Regions from separate parts of the Mus musculus genome. Here all the other regions are linked to region 1. Evidence: chromatin loops called from intact Hi-C (ENCODE). Cell type or tissue: heart. All regions are shown on one strand. Links, peaks and the distances in the headings refer to the core of each region. The heading gives the core; the rest is flanking DNA.

The links. Peaks named below come from ENCODE experiments on the same cell type or tissue, not always from the same donor. Only the 100,000 strongest peaks of a DNase experiment are listed, where the experiment ranks them.
Region 2: it touches region 1 in a loop (2.8-fold over the local background); 5 of 42 quality-filtered maps call a loop at or near these places.
Region 3: a loop joins it to region 1, with 2.2 times the contacts of the local background. A loop is called at or near these places in 2 of 42 quality-filtered maps.

The regions. Positions count from the first base shown.
Region 1 is chr10:75,879,923-75,885,781 of GRCm38, reverse strand. No RefSeq gene overlaps it. Among named protein-coding and RNA genes, the nearest start is that of Derl3, 11 kb to the left of the region's middle. In heart, for the core only: a CTCF peak has its summit at 2,427; a DNase peak (open chromatin) is centred at 2,431; H3K4me3 peaks cover 1,210 bases; H3K27ac peaks cover 833 bases.
Region 2 is chr10:76,199,038-76,204,896 of GRCm38, reverse strand. No RefSeq gene overlaps it. Among named protein-coding and RNA genes, the nearest start is that of Mir678, 5.4 kb to the left of the region's middle. In heart, for the core only: CTCF peaks have their summits at 707 (motif pointing right), 2,516 and 2,715 (motif pointing right); no DNase peak of the experiment used is centred there; H3K4me3 peaks cover 695 bases; H3K27ac peaks cover 546 bases; H3K27me3 peaks cover 240 bases.
Region 3 is chr10:76,030,162-76,036,020 of GRCm38, reverse strand. Zfp280b (zinc finger protein 280B) reads right to left here and starts at 3,409. Exons shown (of 2, transcript NM_177475.3): 1 at 3,272-3,409. In heart, for the core only: a CTCF peak has its summit at 3,513; a DNase peak (open chromatin) is centred at 3,510; H3K4me3 peaks cover 2,521 bases; H3K27ac peaks cover 1,723 bases.

The DNA.
Region 1 (5,859 bases), core at 522-5,521:
ATAGAGAGTGACAGGAATCTCAGCTGGGGGCTAATGACCCTCCCCTTTTCTTCTGGGAGCGGGGGACACAGGCTCAGTCTTGAGGGTCTGTTACAAGCAGTAGCAGCTGCTCTGGTGATAATTGTTGTTATGCTTGTTTAAAGATTGATTGATTGATTGATTAATGATTGATTTTATGTATATAAGTACATTGTAGCTGTCTTCAGACACACCAGAAGAGGGCATCAGATCCCATTACAGATGGTTGTGAGCCACCATGTAGTTGCTGGGAATTGAACTCAAGACCTCTGGAAGAGCAGTCAGTGCTCTTAACCTCTGAGCTACCTTTTCACTCACCACTATACCCCTACTCCCCCACCAGTCCTGCCCCTTTTTTGAGACAAGGTTTCTCTGTGTAATTTTGACTGTTCTGGAACTCGCTCTGTAGACCAGGCTGGTCTCAAATTCAGAGATCCACCAGCCTCTGCCTTCTCAGTGCTGAGATTTAAAGTATGTGCCACCACCACCTGGCCACACATAGAACAGCTTCTTGTTAGAAAATATTCAGGGAAATCTGAAATCTATGTTCACAAAACATGGTCATTTTTGTATTTGACTTAGAGTAATCTCTCACTCCCTTTGGGGTGAAAGCTAGGCTTTGACAGCTTTGGTGCTCAATCTGGGGTCCTAAGAACATCATTTTCATTAGAGGAGTCGCCCAAATCAGGGCCATGTGCCAGTACAGGCCTTTGTGCCCAAATGACCGTTTTGCTTCCTCAGGTTGGCAAACTTTCTGGAGCCTGGACATCACTTTGGTCTGACCAGTAGCCACTGGTCTGTGGGGATGGCTAATGAGCTGGTTAGGCGTTCCCGCACTGAGAACACTAGTTTGGCCAGAGCGGTCTCAGAGCATTTCTGTCTGTACAGGTGAACAGGAGCATTCGTCTTTTAGTTTACAAATGTATGACATACATGATCATCACAACACATTAACCTGAAGGTCCTTGGCCGTAGGACTAAGGATGCGTCATGGGCAGCCTACTCTAATTGAGACTTAAAAGCATGGACGACCCCAGGCATGGTAGCACAGGCCTGGAATCCCAGCACAGGCACACGAAGCATGCATATGCCACGGGGCCTATGTGGAGGGGAGAAGGTAACTTTCTACAGTCAGTTCTAGCCTTCTGTCAGATTCCAGTGATCGAACCCAGGTCGTTAGGCTTGTGTGGCAACCCACTGAGCAGTCTTGACAGCCTACGCAATCAATCACTCACTCAGAAATCCTCCTGTCTCTGCCTCCTAAGTGCTGGGATTAAAGGCATGCGTCTCCATGCCTGGCGCAGGCGGATTTCTGAGTTCAAGGCCAGCCTGGTCTACAGAGTGAGTTCCAGGACAGCCAGGGCTACACAGAGAAACCCTGTCTTGAAAAAACAAACAACAACAATAAATGTGGCTGAATACCTCAAAACATAGGACCTAACCAGAGCAATCAGTCATATAGATTCTAATTATAGGGTAACTTAACTTGATGACTCAGATTCCTGATGATGTGCCTGCTAACTAGCAGCCGGCTTGGAAGACTCCAAGGAGCCCTGTGGCAAAGTCAGACCTGGACCTGCCTTTGAGCAATTTCCCCATCAGTTCCTATTAGACAACCCAAACACTTTGGCTTGACTCTTCTTATCCAAATTATACAAAGCAGTCAGTTTCCAGAGAGTGTGGCACTGATGGTTATTATTTTGTTTTGTTTTTTTTTAAGGTTTATTATTTATTTTATGTATGTGAATACACTTGTCATGGTCTTCAGACACACCAGAAGAGGGCATCAGATCCTATTACAGATGGTTGTGAGCCACCATGTGGTTTCTGGGAATTGAACTCAGGACTTCTGGAAGAGCAGTCAGTGCTCTTAACCACTGAGCCATCTCTCCAGCCCTTGTTTGTTTGTTTGTTTGTTTGTTTGTTTTTTAGTTGGCCAAAATCCAGGGCCCAAAGAAGCTTGGAAGGAGTTTTAAGTGCTGCACTAGGAATTTTAAGACACTTAAACCCAGCACTCAGGAGGCAGCAGGCGGATTTCTGAGTTTGGTTCGAGGCCAGCCTGGTCTACAAAGTGAGTTCCAGGACAGCCAGGGCTATACAGAGAAACCCTGTCTCAAAAAAAAAAAAAAAAAAAAAAAAAAAGACACGATAAATTTCCAAAAAAAATCAAAAACATACCTTTTTAAAAATTAATCTGACCCTGTCTTGAAAAAAAAAATTAATCTGAGTACTGGAGGTAATTCAGAAGTTAAAGGTGCTTGTTGCCAATTCTGATGGCCTGACACACACACACACACACACACACACACACACACACACACACACACCACAAAGTCTGACTTCTGCAGAATATGTAGTGTGTCGCCTCCTGGCGACAAAAGTGTATGCGCCGCGTGGGAAATCTCCAGAGTTAAATCAGGACGGGGTGGAGCAGAGCTGAGGAGAGCAGGTTCCTGGCAGAATCCGTGGCCAATCCTGGCTGAGCTCCTGCAGCCGCGCGGGGGTGGGCTCCTAGTCTAAGTCCCTGGAGGAGATACCGAAGAGTAGAGTGGCAGAGGGACCGGTGAGAGGAAGGACTGGAACCTATTTGGCTAATGGGTTACCTTTAATACGAGCTGCCCTCTACTGTTCCCGCTGTGTGCCCGCTCTGGGCCTCAATTAGTCTGTTTGATTAAAGAGCCCAGAAAAAAATAGTGGAAGGCAAGAAAGAGAGCAAATTCTGACCTCAGTAAACGGGCCTGCGTTTATTAGCACAGCAGCGAGGGGCCCCAACTTTCTACCCCAGAATGGAAGTTGTACTAAGGGGAAGGAGCTAGCTGATCAGGACCCTTAGAGGAATTGGCCCTGGGCTTAGGTGTCGGGGAAATAGAGGGTACTGCAGATCAAGACAGGTTTGAGGAATTTGTAATCTCTTATTTATTAATTAAAAAAATTAATTGCTTGCTCAGACAAAGCAGACTGTTTTGAGAACTAACTCAATAAACAATTCTCGCTGAGATAAAGATATGGCTGACCAGGTGGTCTCAGCACAGTGATTTCTGGATTTCTACAGCTGGGGGAGTCTATCCTCTCATTCACCATCTGCAGACTAGGTAATCCTAGCTGGTAGGAGGGGCCAGGAGCTGTCGGTGGGCTTTGTACCTCCATTCTCAGCCTTCTCCCTGGGTAAAAACATTACGTGAGTATCCAATGAGTATCCAATCCTGGAAGCCGAGGCTTAGGAGTGTGCGGGGTGGGGGTGGGGGTGGGGGTGGGGGTGGGAGGGGTGGGTTGACTTCAACTGTAAACAAAGCTTGCCGGGTTGCCAGGCTGGCTTTGCCATTTGGGTAAGACCAGCTCTGATCTAACCGGTTGCAGGCAGCGTAGGGTTGACCTCAAGGTTTTCTGGATACAGAAGGCCGAGCCACCCACTCGTGGGTCGTTGAGGACTAAAAACCGAAGAACCGACGCCGGTGCCAAGGGGCTATCGAGACAGCTATGATGACAACGTCCCTACCCTGTCGGTTAATGTTTGCCGAGGCCGAACCTTGCACTTGCTAGCGAAAGGTTGAGGGAAGAGGGCTTGCACACATCAGACCCGTGACACTGTGGGGCTATTTCAGGGCACCCGAGAAATATCTTTGAGGAGGGGAGAACTAAAGAAACCAGTTATCCCTATAGCAGTGATGGGAACAAGGGCATATGCATCTGCCCCACCCAAGGGTTTCTTTCCCTTCATATGCAAAGGATCTTCAAATAATGTAAGAATGAATGTCTGCAAGCTGCTGACCTGGGAGCTCCGTTCCCTTCCTTCTCCCCACCCCCTCTTGGTTTTGTTTTTTGTTTTTCTCTGTTCTTGTGACCCAAGTGTCTGTGTAGCCTAGGCCGACCTTGAGCTGCTGCCTCCAGCTCTCCACTGTTCGCCTTAAAGGTGTGTGCCACCACCAGGCCTGGCTTCCTTCCAACTTTAATGCCCCTATGTTGATGATTTTACCCACTGCACATACTCTCTCTGTGTTCCAGTGGAGGGTTATTCTATTATATACCAAAGTTTATTTCTTCTCTGTTTGCTTGATGATTGACAGCTGAGTTGTTTCCAGCTTTCCTAGGCTACAAACAATGCTGCCTTTGTGAAGAGTTCTTGCACATAGGGGTAACAGTTTCTCCAAGGCAAACCAAAGATCTGCTGGGGGTTGCTGGTTCAGAGCTATTTACAACCTGAATTTGCCAACACCCAAACTTCTCTCCTGGGCTGCTATACCAACTTATGTTTCCCTGGTCAGCAAAGCAGCAGCGACTTTAGCTCATCACCGCTGTTGGCACAAAACCACAGTTCTCATCTCAGACGGGGTCAGGGATAGCCTGTTCTGCAGGCACATATGAGTAATGTGGGCTGGGAACGCAGACAGATTCAGGTCTGAACAAATACCATGTTCTGCTGTGGACATGGTTCCAGGAGACTTTATTAGTTGCAGAACAGAAAATAATAAATCAAACTACTTACTGTGATGTGGGTTACAGGTCAGGGGTTATAGCAAAGTAGGGAAAATTCTACTATAGGCTCCAGATATTAGCTGATAATCGTCTGAGGTTTTAGACTGTTGAAAGCTAGTGGTTTGCCAAGAATACATTTTAAGATGTTAGGTCAGACAGGGGGTAAACAATGAAGGCTTTCAGACAGACTGAAAGAGCCCAAGATAATTTACCTCTGATTTGCAAGGTTTTAACCCTACATTCTCCAAGTTCAGTCACTTGGCCTTGTAGAATCTTTAGCCCAAGTGCACCCACCCCCTTTTCTTCTGGGACTTGGCACTGTCAGAATGAATCTGTTCATTGGATGAGACTGAAACTGGGGGTTTAATCGAGGCTTAGCTGTTGTGAATTTAACTTGCAGTTCCTGATGGCCAAAGCATGTAAGTCTCTCTCTCTCTCTCTCTCTCTCTCTCTCTCTCTCTCTCTCTCTCTCTCTTCTTAGTTTTGTTCAAGACAGGGTTTCTCAGTGTAGCCCTGGCTGTCCTGGAACTCACTATGTAGACCAGGCTGGCTTCGAACTCAGAAATCTGCCTGCCTCTGCCTCCCAAGTGCTGGGATTAAAGACGTGCGCCACCACTGCCTGGCAGCATGTAAGTCTCTTTTGTGTGGACTTAATGTAATTGTGCATTGATTTTGATGTATGGAGGGCCCAGAGATGCAGTGTCACGCCCCCACTCCATGCCACGCCCCCACGCTCCATGCCACGCCACCTCCGGCTATAACTGATTCAGCATTACAGAAAGACCCAGATGGAGGATAAACTCAGTCACCCTTACAGCCTGGAATCAAGATGATGTGTGTGAGGCAACATGTCCTGTAGCCCAGGCTGGCCTTGATCCTTATGTAGCAGGGGAAGACCGTGAACTTCCAATCCGCCAGCTGACCTCCTTCCACACCCCAAGCGTGCACCACTACATCCAGGCTGCTTTTTGGTTTTTTTGTTTTGTTTTGTTTTGTTTTTCGAGACAGGGTTTCTCTGTATAGTCCTGGCTGTCCTGGAACTCACTCTGTAGACCAGGCTGGCCTCGAACTCAGAAATCCGCCTGCCTCTGCCTCTCAAGTGCTGGGATCAAAGGTGTGTGCCACCACGCCCGGCTCAGGCTGCTTATTTTTTGAAACAGGACCTTGCTTTACATCCTGATTTGTCCTTGAACCCAATGGCCTCTTGCCTGCACACTGCCTCCCCAGCTCCCCAGTGCTAGGACCACAGGATACCGGTAACGTTCTAAACTCTAATTATTTGCTCTTTCCGCAAGCGTTTATTTGCAGGCCAGCTTCACTGTAGACTCAACAGACTGAGGAGGGGACCTCTCTACGGCAGGCTCCAGT
Region 2 (5,859 bases), core at 552-5,551, 320 kb before region 1:
TAGGTACCTGTCCACAAGATCTATAGCCATTTGTTCTTAACTGGGGGTAGTACTTTCCCATAGAGGCCTCAACTTTTTCCCACAGAAATCTCAACTAAGCTAATACTTTTCCACTAAAGCCAAGACTTTGTAAGTAAGCACTTATGGCTGACAAGGCAGTTAACATTCAAACAGGGTCGCTCCCAACAAAAGACAACCGGTGTGTGGATTCTACCATCTCCCCAATAGCTTTACCACATAGACATATTTATTACACACACACACACACACACACACACACACACCCCGTTTGGGACCAATTTTTCCTTGGCAACCTTAAATCATTACCGTTCCTACTTACAGAAGAGTTCTAAGGCTCAGTGCTCCCATGCAGAGTCTGGAAGTTAACCATGATGACAGTCAACAGTCCTTAATCCCCGTTAATCCTTAACAGTCCTTAGCTGACACACACTTTCCCCAAAACAGATCTCCTTTATCCAAGATTCTCTTCGACCTATCCCGCCTTGTTCAGATTTTCTTAAAAGGACCACAAACTTGGTTATTAAAAGATAGTATTAGCTGGGCGGTAGTGGCGAGTGCTTTTGATCCCAGAACTCTGGAAGCAGAGGCAGAAGGATCTCTGAGTTCAAGGCCAGCCTAGTCTACAGATTGAGTTCTAAAACAGCCAGGCTACACAGAGAAACCTTGTCTCAAATTCTGCTGTTTTTTCCCCGACTTGCCAGTAGGTGGCACATCTTTCCTCCCCAGACAGGAAATTTCCAGTCTTACCAATTCACTCTTGGAGCCTCACACCGCCCCTCCCCACCCAGTGCCCCCCCCCCCCCCGTACCTTTTCCTCCCCGGGCTCTACACCGGAGGGTCCTTCCCTAGCATTAGTAGGGCCCGTGGCCCCGACCCGCTTCACATGGCAAGATCCCCCGGAACCTAGACATGATTCCGGGTGCTGGAACTCCCGCCCCACTGCCGGGGTACGGTGGGCCACTGCTCCCTGCTCTGTTTGGGCCTTGGCAGCACCGGTGGGCGGCGGGCAGATTGTGTCTGCTCCGCTTTGTAGCTGGGCTCCTTCCACTGGTCACCTCACTGCCTGTTCTGCGGCTTTCGGAAACCCAGGACCCTTTATAGGGCTCCCTTCCCCTGTTCTACAACCTTTATCATCTGCCCCACCTCTTCCAGATTCCTCCTCCTCCTCCAACCTCACGCAGGTCCGTGTTCATCCCATCTACCTCCATACCCTGACCCCATCGGTATTTAACCCATTTCGTGTTCTGATTCTATTACCCTTCGTTTGTTCCCCTCTGTTGCTATCACTATGCCTCTCGAGAGACATATCCAGTTTTCCTAACCTCCCTCATCCAACTCCATCCATGGTCTCACCAAGGCCCAGACTCGACTCAGGTCGCAGTCTTTGATTGTCATCTGAGCCACAGATCCCTTCTGGGGCCGGGGGCAACGACTTAGAGGAACAGTATCGCCCTTCCTCATAGATCTATATTCCTTTCTCCCAGACTCTACCCCCCAGCCCACCCCCACCTTAGCCCTTAGCCCTAACTGCTCCCCCTGGAATTTGTCTTCCGCACCCCATCGCATGACCTGGAATGGTTGCCAGTAACTCCTGTACGAGAGGATGAGGTTGGAGCACGAAGTCATAATCATAGCTGAGGCCTCTTTGCCACCGGGTTCCAAGATGCGCTCAAGATTAACTTGTTAGTGACTCCATCAACTTCAGTGATGACACACTGCTACGTAGAAAAATAGATACGATGATACAACTGTCTTCTTATTTTGTTTATTTTATTTTACTTTTTTTATGTCTATGGGTGCATTGCCTGTATGTATGTCTGTGTGTAATATTTGTGCCTGGTGCTTGCGGAAGACAGAAAAGGGAGTGGGGGGCTGGAAAGATGGCTTAGTGGTTGAGAGCACTGACTGCTCTTCCAGAGGTCCTGAGTTCAAATCACAGCAACCTCATGGTGGCTCACAACCTTCTGTAATGGGATCCAATGCCCTCTTCTGGTGTGTCTGAAGATAGCTACAGTTTACTTATATATAATACATAAATAAATACATAAAAGAAAGAGAAGGGAGTAAGATCTTCTGGAACTGGGGTTCACAACCATTCTGAGCAGTCTTCATGTGGATGATGGGAATTGAACTCAGATTCTCTGGAAGAGCAGCCAGCAGCCAATGCTCTTAACCAATGGGACATCGTTCCAGCCCCACATATGCCTTTTAGGTAAACGGGCATGATGAAGAGAAAGAATGATTTCAGAAAGAATAAAGACCCCGTGCGCTGCTGAAGGCTCTAGCACCAGAGAGGAGGGTGGCGGAAGAGGGCACACAGGTGGCTGCTAAATGATCCTTTGTGCCTTGCTAGGTTTTGTTTGTTTGTTTTAAGATTTATTTATTATTATATGTAAGTACACAGTAGCTGTCTTCAGACACACCAGAAGAGGGCATCAGACTCATTATAGATGGTTGTGAGTCACCATGTGGTTGCTGAACTCGGGTCCTTTAGAAGAGCAGTCAGTACTCTTACCCGCGGAGTCGTCTCACCAACCCCTCTTCTATGCCTTGTTCTGTAATGGTGAAGAACACGTGATTTTAAAACTGCTATCTTAGATGGGTGGGCTGAGTCCTTAAATCTGGAATGGAACACGGTTTGTCTTAGGAACTTCTGCAGAATTAATCCCCTCTAATTACTTATCACCACCAGGGGGCGCGCTGGCTGCTTGTTTCAAGAGCTTTTGACAAATGGTTACATTCATCATTCCTGGTAGCCCCTCAAACTTATGTTTTACTAAACACAATGAGGTTTTCACTGAAATGCTTTCCTCTTTTGACCTAATCTCCAAGAGGGGGGACCACTAACACAAATTTTACTATGCAGATTTCTCCCCAATAAATGTGCAAAGAGGCTTGAATGGGTAGCAAGCCAGAAAGCAGCACCCTTCCATGGCCTCTGCATCAGCTCCTGCCTCTGCGATCCTGCCCCGTTAACGTTCCTGTCCTGACTTCCTTCTGTGATGAACAGTAACATGGAAGTGTAAGCCAAATAAACCTTTGCCTTCCAACTTGATTTTTGGTTATGGTGTTTCATTGTAGCAACAGAAACCCTAACTCAGACAAGTGGTGAGGCATTGTTGACAGATCTAACCCTGTTTTGCAGAGGGTTGTGGAAGGACTTTGGAACTTTGGGCTAGAAGAACCATTGAGCGTTGAGGCATGCAAGAGATGGAGGATTGCCTTGTGAAGTTCCAGAGGGATGTTCAAAGTCTATCACGGCTGTTTGCTGTTTTGAATTAAGATTCTGTCATTCTGGTCAGCTGAGGATAGAGAGACAGCTTCAGTTATAATTAACAAGAAACCCGCACCACTGAACTGAATTCTTTGTGTTCCTGGGACTTGGTGCTGGCCAGCTGGAGCTAAGAAATTAGTGGGGACTAAGAGAAGACCAACACAAGGTGAAATCTTCTGGGAAGGGCTTCCTGAGGGCATAGAGAAGCTGTGTTCTAGAGGCGGCCACCATCGTACCTCGTTGGTGGTTCACCTTGTGATGTGTAAGAGTCACCCAGGTGGTACTGGTTTGAAGGCATGAAGGGTTCATGGAGAGCAGCTGAAGCTTGGCACTGTGAGGAGCCAGGAGAGGCCAATGGTGAAGGTGCAGCCACAGTGGCAGTTGAAGGCCCAGGATTAAAGGGGTCATGCAAAGAAATAGAGGGTTGGCACCATGAAGAGAGTCTATGATAGGCCATTGGTGAAAGTGCAGCCCAGTTGCAGCAACAGACCCCAGTGTTTTGGAAATGCCAATACCATGGGATGACCATCAAGAACAGCAGCAGCAGTGGAGTGGAGCCAGCCAGAGCCTAGAAGACAAGCTGTGTGTGTTGCAGACAGCAGACCCAAACCCGTTGGAGGAGCCCAGAAAATAGTGAGTGAATCTCAGATATTAGACATTGAGTTATTTACATTCTTAGAGTTTGGGTTTGCTTTGTCCAGATTGTGACTGTGCCCTGGTTCTTCCCTCTTGAAGAAGGTATTTAATTTAAATTTGATTTTTACAGGAGCCCACACTGAAAGACTTTGAACTTTTCAAAGAGATTTTGGAATTTATGGGAGGTTGGATATTTTAAAGAGACTGAAATTTTAATGTGCTTGAATTTGTAAAGACTGGAGAACTTTTAAAGTTATTTATGTTTTTAATGTGAGATCTTGGGGATGAGTAAGAAAAGGGTTATGGCTTAAAAGGTATGTGTATGTGGATCAAGTTGACAAGGGGGTCACTTGTGCTGGCTGGTTTTTTGTCAACTTGACACACAAATTAAAGGTATCTAAAAGGAGGGAGCCTTAGTTTAGAAAATGCTTCCATAAAGTCCGGCTGTAAGGCATTTTCTTACTTAGTTATTGATGGGAGAGGGCACATTCCATTATGGATGGTGTCATGCCTGAGCTGGTGGTCTATAGAAGGCAGACTGGGGGCTGGAGAGATGGCTCAGCAGTTAAGAGCACTGGCTGCTCTTTGTGAGGTCCAGAGCTCAATTCCCAGCAACCACATGGTAACCCACAACCATCCAAAATGGGATTTGATGCCCTCTTCTGGTGTGTCTGAAGACAGCTACATATACACATAAATAAATAAATCTTTAAAAAGCAAGCAAGCAAACAAGCAGGCTGAACAAGCCATGGGAAGCCAGGCAGTAAGTAGCAGCCCTCCATGGCTTCTGCACTGTTTCCTGACTCCATGACTCTGCCCTGTGTGAGCTCCTGTCCTGATTTCCTTCAGTGATGAGCAGCAATGTGAAAATGTAAGCTGAAGAAACACTTTTCTCCCCAACTTGATTTTTGGTCCTGGTGTTTCATCAAAGCAATAGAAACCTTGACTAAGACAGCCGTTGGTTGATATCTCTGGCAGGCCTGCTCTTTTCTGAAGGAAAATGGAGACGGAGTGGATCTGGGGGAGAGGAAGGGGGTGGGGCAGAGCTGGGAGGAGTGGGGGGAGGGGAAACTGTGGCTGGGATGTTTTGCATGAGGGAAGAATTTTTAAGAAAGTGTACAGTCAATGACCATAGTGTTCTTTATAAAAGGTAGAATTAGGAAAAACTTAAAATATGATATTTATTAAATAAATTATGATGCATATATTATGTGACAGTTATTGAAATAGTTAAAGATCCTACTAATGTAGAAGATGCCCACAAAAGTATCACTGTTATAAAACATGAATATACACTCTCGTTGATATAAAATCTTATATGATTGCATGTTGTAGAAATATTTAATCACAATCTGGGGTTTCTACCCTGCCTTTGGCCATTTAGTTCACAGATAAAAGACATATGTAGCCTTTATAATTATAATAAGCCTTAATCAGCACATGAGCTGGGCAGGTATCTATCCTCTATGCTACTATGTCTATTTCCCAGCCAATAATCCCATTATATAATGTGCCATGTTTCATCTGGGCTGCTCTTAACTCCAATCAGCCAGCCCACATGGCCCTTATTTTATAACTCATGTAACCCATGGTGGCTTCCTCCTCTCCCACCTTCTCCTCCACCTCATGATTCTCCCCAGCCTCAAGCCCAGGAGCACTAAACTCTGCCTAGGTCTCTTCTGTCCAACTATTTATTGGTTGCCGGCATCTTTATTCACCAATCAGAAATAATTTAGGGGCAAGGACACATAGCGTCACTTTGGTCTACATGCAGACTCTCTCATCTCTTGGACAACCAGGTCTTGGGGGCCTGTACTTAGCATTACAATACATAGCAAAGATTAAACCTCAACATTTATATAAAAGTTTTCTCTGTGATAAGTGGTAGTGTTTGAAAAAAAGTTTAAGAAGCAATGATATATAAAACC
Region 3 (5,859 bases), core at 411-5,410, 150 kb before region 1:
TCAACACAGTGAGTTCCAGGACAACCAGGACTATATGTAGCGACCCCTCTCAAAAATAAATACATAAATAGACAAACAAAAAAACAGGATATATTCCAAAGCCACAGTAATGAGATCAATATGGTACTGGCACAAAAACAGCCATGTAGCCCAACGGCGCAAACTCAAACATGAATAGAGTTATTCAGCCACTTAATATCTGGCAGCAATACCAAACGTAAGCTGACAGGAAGAAAGGACCTTCAACAAATGGTGCTGGGAAAATTAAATGTTCACAATCAAAGAATGAAATTGAACCTATATCTTAACCCCAGACAATAACTCACTCCAGTGGACTCCAAAAGGTCAAAGACCTAGATGTACAACCCTGGATGGTGACAAGAAAACAGGCAGTGCCCTACATGATCTAGGTGCAGGAAAAGACATTCTGAAGAGGACTCCATTTTCCCAAGAACAAAAAGATGTTGCACAGCTAGGGAAACAATTAACTCAAGAGAAGGCCCACACAGCCATCTCTGCCAGATACACATCTGCAGAGGATTCATTTCTAGAATATAGAAAGAGCTCAGAAACCACTAAGTCAAAGAAAAAAGAGAGAGTTGGGGGGGGAGGGGGGAATGAGAAACATTCAAAAAAATGGGTTTGGAACCTGAACAGACAATTCTCAACAGAATAAAAATGGCTAAGAAATGTCTCAAAAACTATTCACTGTCCTTAGCTATTAGGGCAAAGCAAATGAAAGCAACGGTGGAATTCATGGTAGCACAGTCAGAATAGTAAGGATCAACATACAGACACCAAAAAATTCTAGAGAGGATGTGGGGGTAAAGGGAGCCCTCCTCCTTCACTGTTGGCAGGATTTAAAACTAACACAGCCACTCTGAAAATCAGGGTGGAGAATTCTCAAAAATTTGGGACTAAATCTACCATATGACCCAGCTACACCATTCCTTGGCATCTTCGCAAAGGATGGTCGACTTCAAAGATCATTGCTCAGCCATGTTCACTGCTACCCAATCCACAACAAGAAGGAAATGGGAAACCACACCTAAATGACCTTCAAGGGATGGATAATGAAAATGTTATATATAGAAAAACCCCAGAGAAATAAAAAACTGGAAGTCCCCCAACCAAAAAAAAAAAAAAAAAGGTCCAGGTCTAGATGGATTCAGGGCAGAATTCTACCAGACTTTAAAAGAAATTAACAGGGCTGGTGAGATGGCTCAGTGGGTAAGAGCACCCGACTGCTCTTTCAAAGGTCCGGAGTTCAAATCCCAGCAACCACATGGTGGCTCACAACCATCTGTAACAAGATCTGACTCCGTCTTCTGGAGTGTCTGAAGACAGCTATAGTGTACTTACATATAATAAATAAATAAATCTAAAAAACAAAAAAAAGAAAAGAAAAAAGAAATTAACACTACTATTCCTCAAATATCTATGAGACTTCACCAATATAGATCCCTAACCACATCAACGTGATCTCAACAAGGACGAAGTCAAGAGATGCTAATGTGGACCAGGGAAAGCTCCCAGAGTCCTTAACCCTTCCCCCAGGGAGGAACAACAAACGATCAGACCCAAAAACATACAAGTAGCATCATAGAGACTTAGCAGGTTGCACATACAAGGGAGGACCTGGAGGGAGGAAATGACAGCCCAGGCTAAGAGACCCTCTTTCAAAAGGCAGGGTGGGGACAAATCCAAGTGGGAACATTTTCCTGCATTAGCTGAATCTTAAGATATGTATATCAACCCATTTGCACCTCCTACTGCAACTAAAGAAAAAGGAAGTCAGCTTTACAAGGCATCCATAGCATCTACTTTTTCTTTTTCAAGATTTCAGGTAAAAAAAGTACATCTACCACTTCCTTCCTGTTTGAGGAAGCAACTTAGAAAGTTCCAAAATGCCGGGGTTGATGGCGCACGCCTTTAGTCCCAGCACTTGGGAGGCAGAGGCACGTGGATTTCTGAGTTCGAGGCCAGCCTGGTCTACAAAGTGAGTTCCAGGATAGCCAGGGCTATACAGAGAAACCCTGTCTCGAAAAACAAAAACAAAAACAAAACAAAAAAGTTCCAAAATTCTACTTGTCCTGAACTTATCTTACCATTGTGATTTCCGCAGGAAATTCCAAAACACTAATTTTTGTTCCTTTGTCTGTTTTCAAGACAGGGTAGCTTTGGCTGTCCTGTTACTACCGCTGTAGACCAGGTTGCCCTCAAACTCATAGAGATTCGCCTGCCTCTGCCTTCTGCTATCACCCATGGTAATGATTTTTTTTTTTTTTTTTATCAAATCACAGCAGCAAACAGAAGTCAGAAAATGAGGTAGACCTTTTCTCTTACCGCAGATATACGCTGTAACTTTTAATAGCTTCAGAGAGTCCAAGAGCTGCAAGTCACATACTTGGGGTAAATCAGACAGACAGAGAACCTCTTAAGATTTAGTTACATTTTACGTGTTAAAAGATTTTACTCCATTTCACTACCTACCAGTTATTTCATGCTTATTTTCCGTTTTGTTAGCTCTGATACGAAAGAAACAGCCGTCTGTCTCCTCTTAACCAAGTACTGGGTGCGAGGTCATCACAACCGGTTTGTGTAGTACTAGGCAAGCAAGCACTCCACCAACTAAGCTACTCCCTCAACCCTGTCGTCTGTGTGGTTATTATAAGCACCTTATACGCTACCTTCCAACACCATAGCCCAGTAAACAAAACAACACAACCCACCGAGCACTGCTCAAAGCAAAACTAGCTAGCTAGGAGCCCCGAGAGCTGCACTGGGGCTCAAAGGGGGCACAAAGCCAACAAAATAAACAAGATATTGCTGTATGGGAAGGGGAGGGGCGCAGAAAAATGGCTTTTTAAAGCCTCCAAGGGCCTGCAGATCTCCAAACTGGGAGTGGGACTTAATCTACAAACCCGGATTTCGTCTGTACCTACTTTTTTGAATGGGTCTCAACGAAGTGGTCCTCCCTCCTCCTTCCCTAGTGGCAGAGCTTCGAGGCAGGCGTCGGAGAGCCCAGTAGCGAGGTCTGCAGCCTCCAGGACTTTAGGTGAGGGGCCCTCGGCGATGGGAATGGCATTTAAGGGGTGCAGGCCCAGCCCCAGGACTGGGGGGTTCGTGGGAGAGGGAGGCTGCCAGGAAGGGGTCTCTGGGCTCCCGGCCTAGCCACGCTCGCTTCCCCGGGACTCGCAGAAGGCCCTCACCCGGCGTCCCCTCCCGGTCGCTCCCGCAGAGGTCACCAGCACCACGCCCCTGTCCTTACCTCCCGGCAGGCGTACCTGAGCCTCCCCCGGACGCCCCGGCCCGCGAGGCGCTGCGCGGGAAGCCCCGCACCACGACCTCCAGGGCCCCGCCGCTCCAACACCAAAGCCCCGGCCGGCGCGCACTAGCCCACGGCGACCTGTGATTGGCTGCCAAGGGTGGACGCGAGGTCAGCCGCGCGGCGTAGCGCCGATCTGATTGGTTCCTCAAGGCCCCTGGGCGCGTTCTCTCACTCGGGCGCCCCTAGTGACTGCCGCGGGCGGAGGGACTGAGCTGGGACGATCAGGCAGTGGTGATGCCCACCCCTGAAATCTTGGACCTGCGAGATTTGGGAACCCAAAGCCAGGCCTTTCGTCCATTCCAGCATTCCCTCGGGGGTGGGGATAGGGTGGGGTGGGAGCGGGGGCTGAGGCAGGAGGATTGCTAGTTAAACGTGGCTGCTTAGGGAGAGGAGGTAGGAGTGGGGGTGGGAAGGGTGGGAGGGGCATAGATAAGAGAGAAAGAAGGAAAAAAAAAATGGAGCTTCAGCTAGCCTGGGCCCAGGGCCAGAGATGGTTCCCAGTCCTTTAGGAAACTGTTTGCCCACCTGTATTACAGCTATGACAGCTCCTCTCAAGTGTGTAGCTTTTGCATAAGCACACAAGCTTGCCCCTTGCACTTAGAAAACGACCTAGCTACTGAATTTGAAACAACCTTAAAGCTGCCTCTGGGACAAATCCAAATCAGCCGGCTGTTTTTATCAGGAAGGAAACTCAGAACAGATGTCCCAGGTTCGGTTTGTTTGTTTTGTGTTTGTTGTTTGAAAAACATCAGAAAGCGGGGCAGCTGTGGTGGTGCACCCACTTGGGAGGCAGAGGCAGGCGGATTTCTGAGTTCAAGGTCAGCCTGGTCTACAGAGTGAGTTCCAGGGCAGCCAGGGATATACTGTAAGACCCTGTCTCAAAGAAACCTAAAAATAAAAAAAAAAATTAAAAAATAAAAACCATCAAAAGATGAATGCCTTTTTGGAGCATGCGCAAATTACATGAAATTCGAATTTCAGTTTTCAGTTTTGAAACACAACATGCTCATTCTTTTTTTTTCTTTTTCTTTTCTTTTCTTTTCTTTTCTTTTTTTTTCTTTTTTTTTTTTTTTTTTTTTTTTTTTGGGTCTTTCGAGACAGGGTTTCTCTCTGTATAGCGCTGGCTGTCCTGGAACTCAGAAATCCGCTTGCCTCTGCCTCCCAAGTGCTGGGATTAAAGGCATGCACCACCACGCCCGGCTCATTCTTTTCCTTCTTGCCTGTGCTTGTTTTTTGTTTGTTTGTTTGTTTGTTTTTGTTTTTTGGGGTTTTTTTTGTTTGTTTTTTTGGTTTTTTTTGGTTTTTTTTTTTTGGTTTTTCGAGACAGGGTTTCTCTGTATAGCTCTGGCTGTCCTGGAACTCACTTTGTCGACCAGGCTGGCCTCCAACTCAGAAATCTGCCTGCCTCTGCCTCCCGAGTGCTGGAATTAAAGGTGTGCGCTACCACGCCCGGCTCTGTGCTTGTTTTCTTACTACACCAGAAAATTGTATTAATTACCAGAGACTGTCTGACTATATGACCCTTTGAAGGTTTGGGGCCATCGATGCATCGCTAGGTAAAAGCATAGATCTATCTCTAGATCCCACAGTGGAAAACCAGCTCTTGAAAATTGTCTGCCAGGTGTGGTGGCGCACACCTTTCATCCCATGGATCAAGAGGCTACAGCAGGCAGATCTCTGGGTTCAAGGGCAGCCTGATCTACATAGAGAGTTCCAGGCCAGCCAAGGCTACACAGAGAGGCATTTCAAAAAAAAAAAAAATGTTTTTTAAATAAAAAGATAAGTTTTCTTCTGAACTCTACACATGCACATACACTCACTCATACACTCGTGTGCATCAAATACATACCAAAATAAGCAACATTTTTTTCCAAAAGAAAAGTTTGCTATGGTGGTATGAATAAAAAAATGACTCCTGTATGCTTGAATGTTTGGCCCTTAGGGAGCAGCACTGAGGAGGTGTGGCCTTGTTGGAGTGGGTGTGGCCTTGTTGAAGGAAGACTGTCGCTTGTGGAGGGGGGCTGTGAGGTCTTAGAAACTCAATTCTGACCGGGATGTCGCTACTTCTCTTGCCTGTGGATGGAGATGTAGAACTCTGCTTCTTCTCCAGCGCCATGTCTGCCTGAAAGCTGCCAGGCTTCAAGCCATGATGACAATGGACTAAACTTACTTTGAAACTGTAAAGCAGCCCCAGGACCATAGTGCCTCTTCACGACAATAGACACCCTAACTGGGACATTTGCTTCTCCCGTTTATTTGCAGCTTTTGATGGGCGCGTGTGTGGTTTGTATGTGTATACGTGAACATGCATATGTGTGTGAAGACCAGAGGACAACGTCTTCCTCACTCTGTTTAATTTTTCTCTTTTAGCTTTTTTTTTAATGGCTTTTTTGTTTTGTTTGTTTGTTTGTTTTGTTTTGGGACAGGACCTTATTGTGTACTCTGGTTGTCCTGGAACTCACTATAACCAGGTGGCCTTGAATTCACAGAGATCTGCCTGTCTCTGTCTCCTGAGTGCTAGGGTTAAA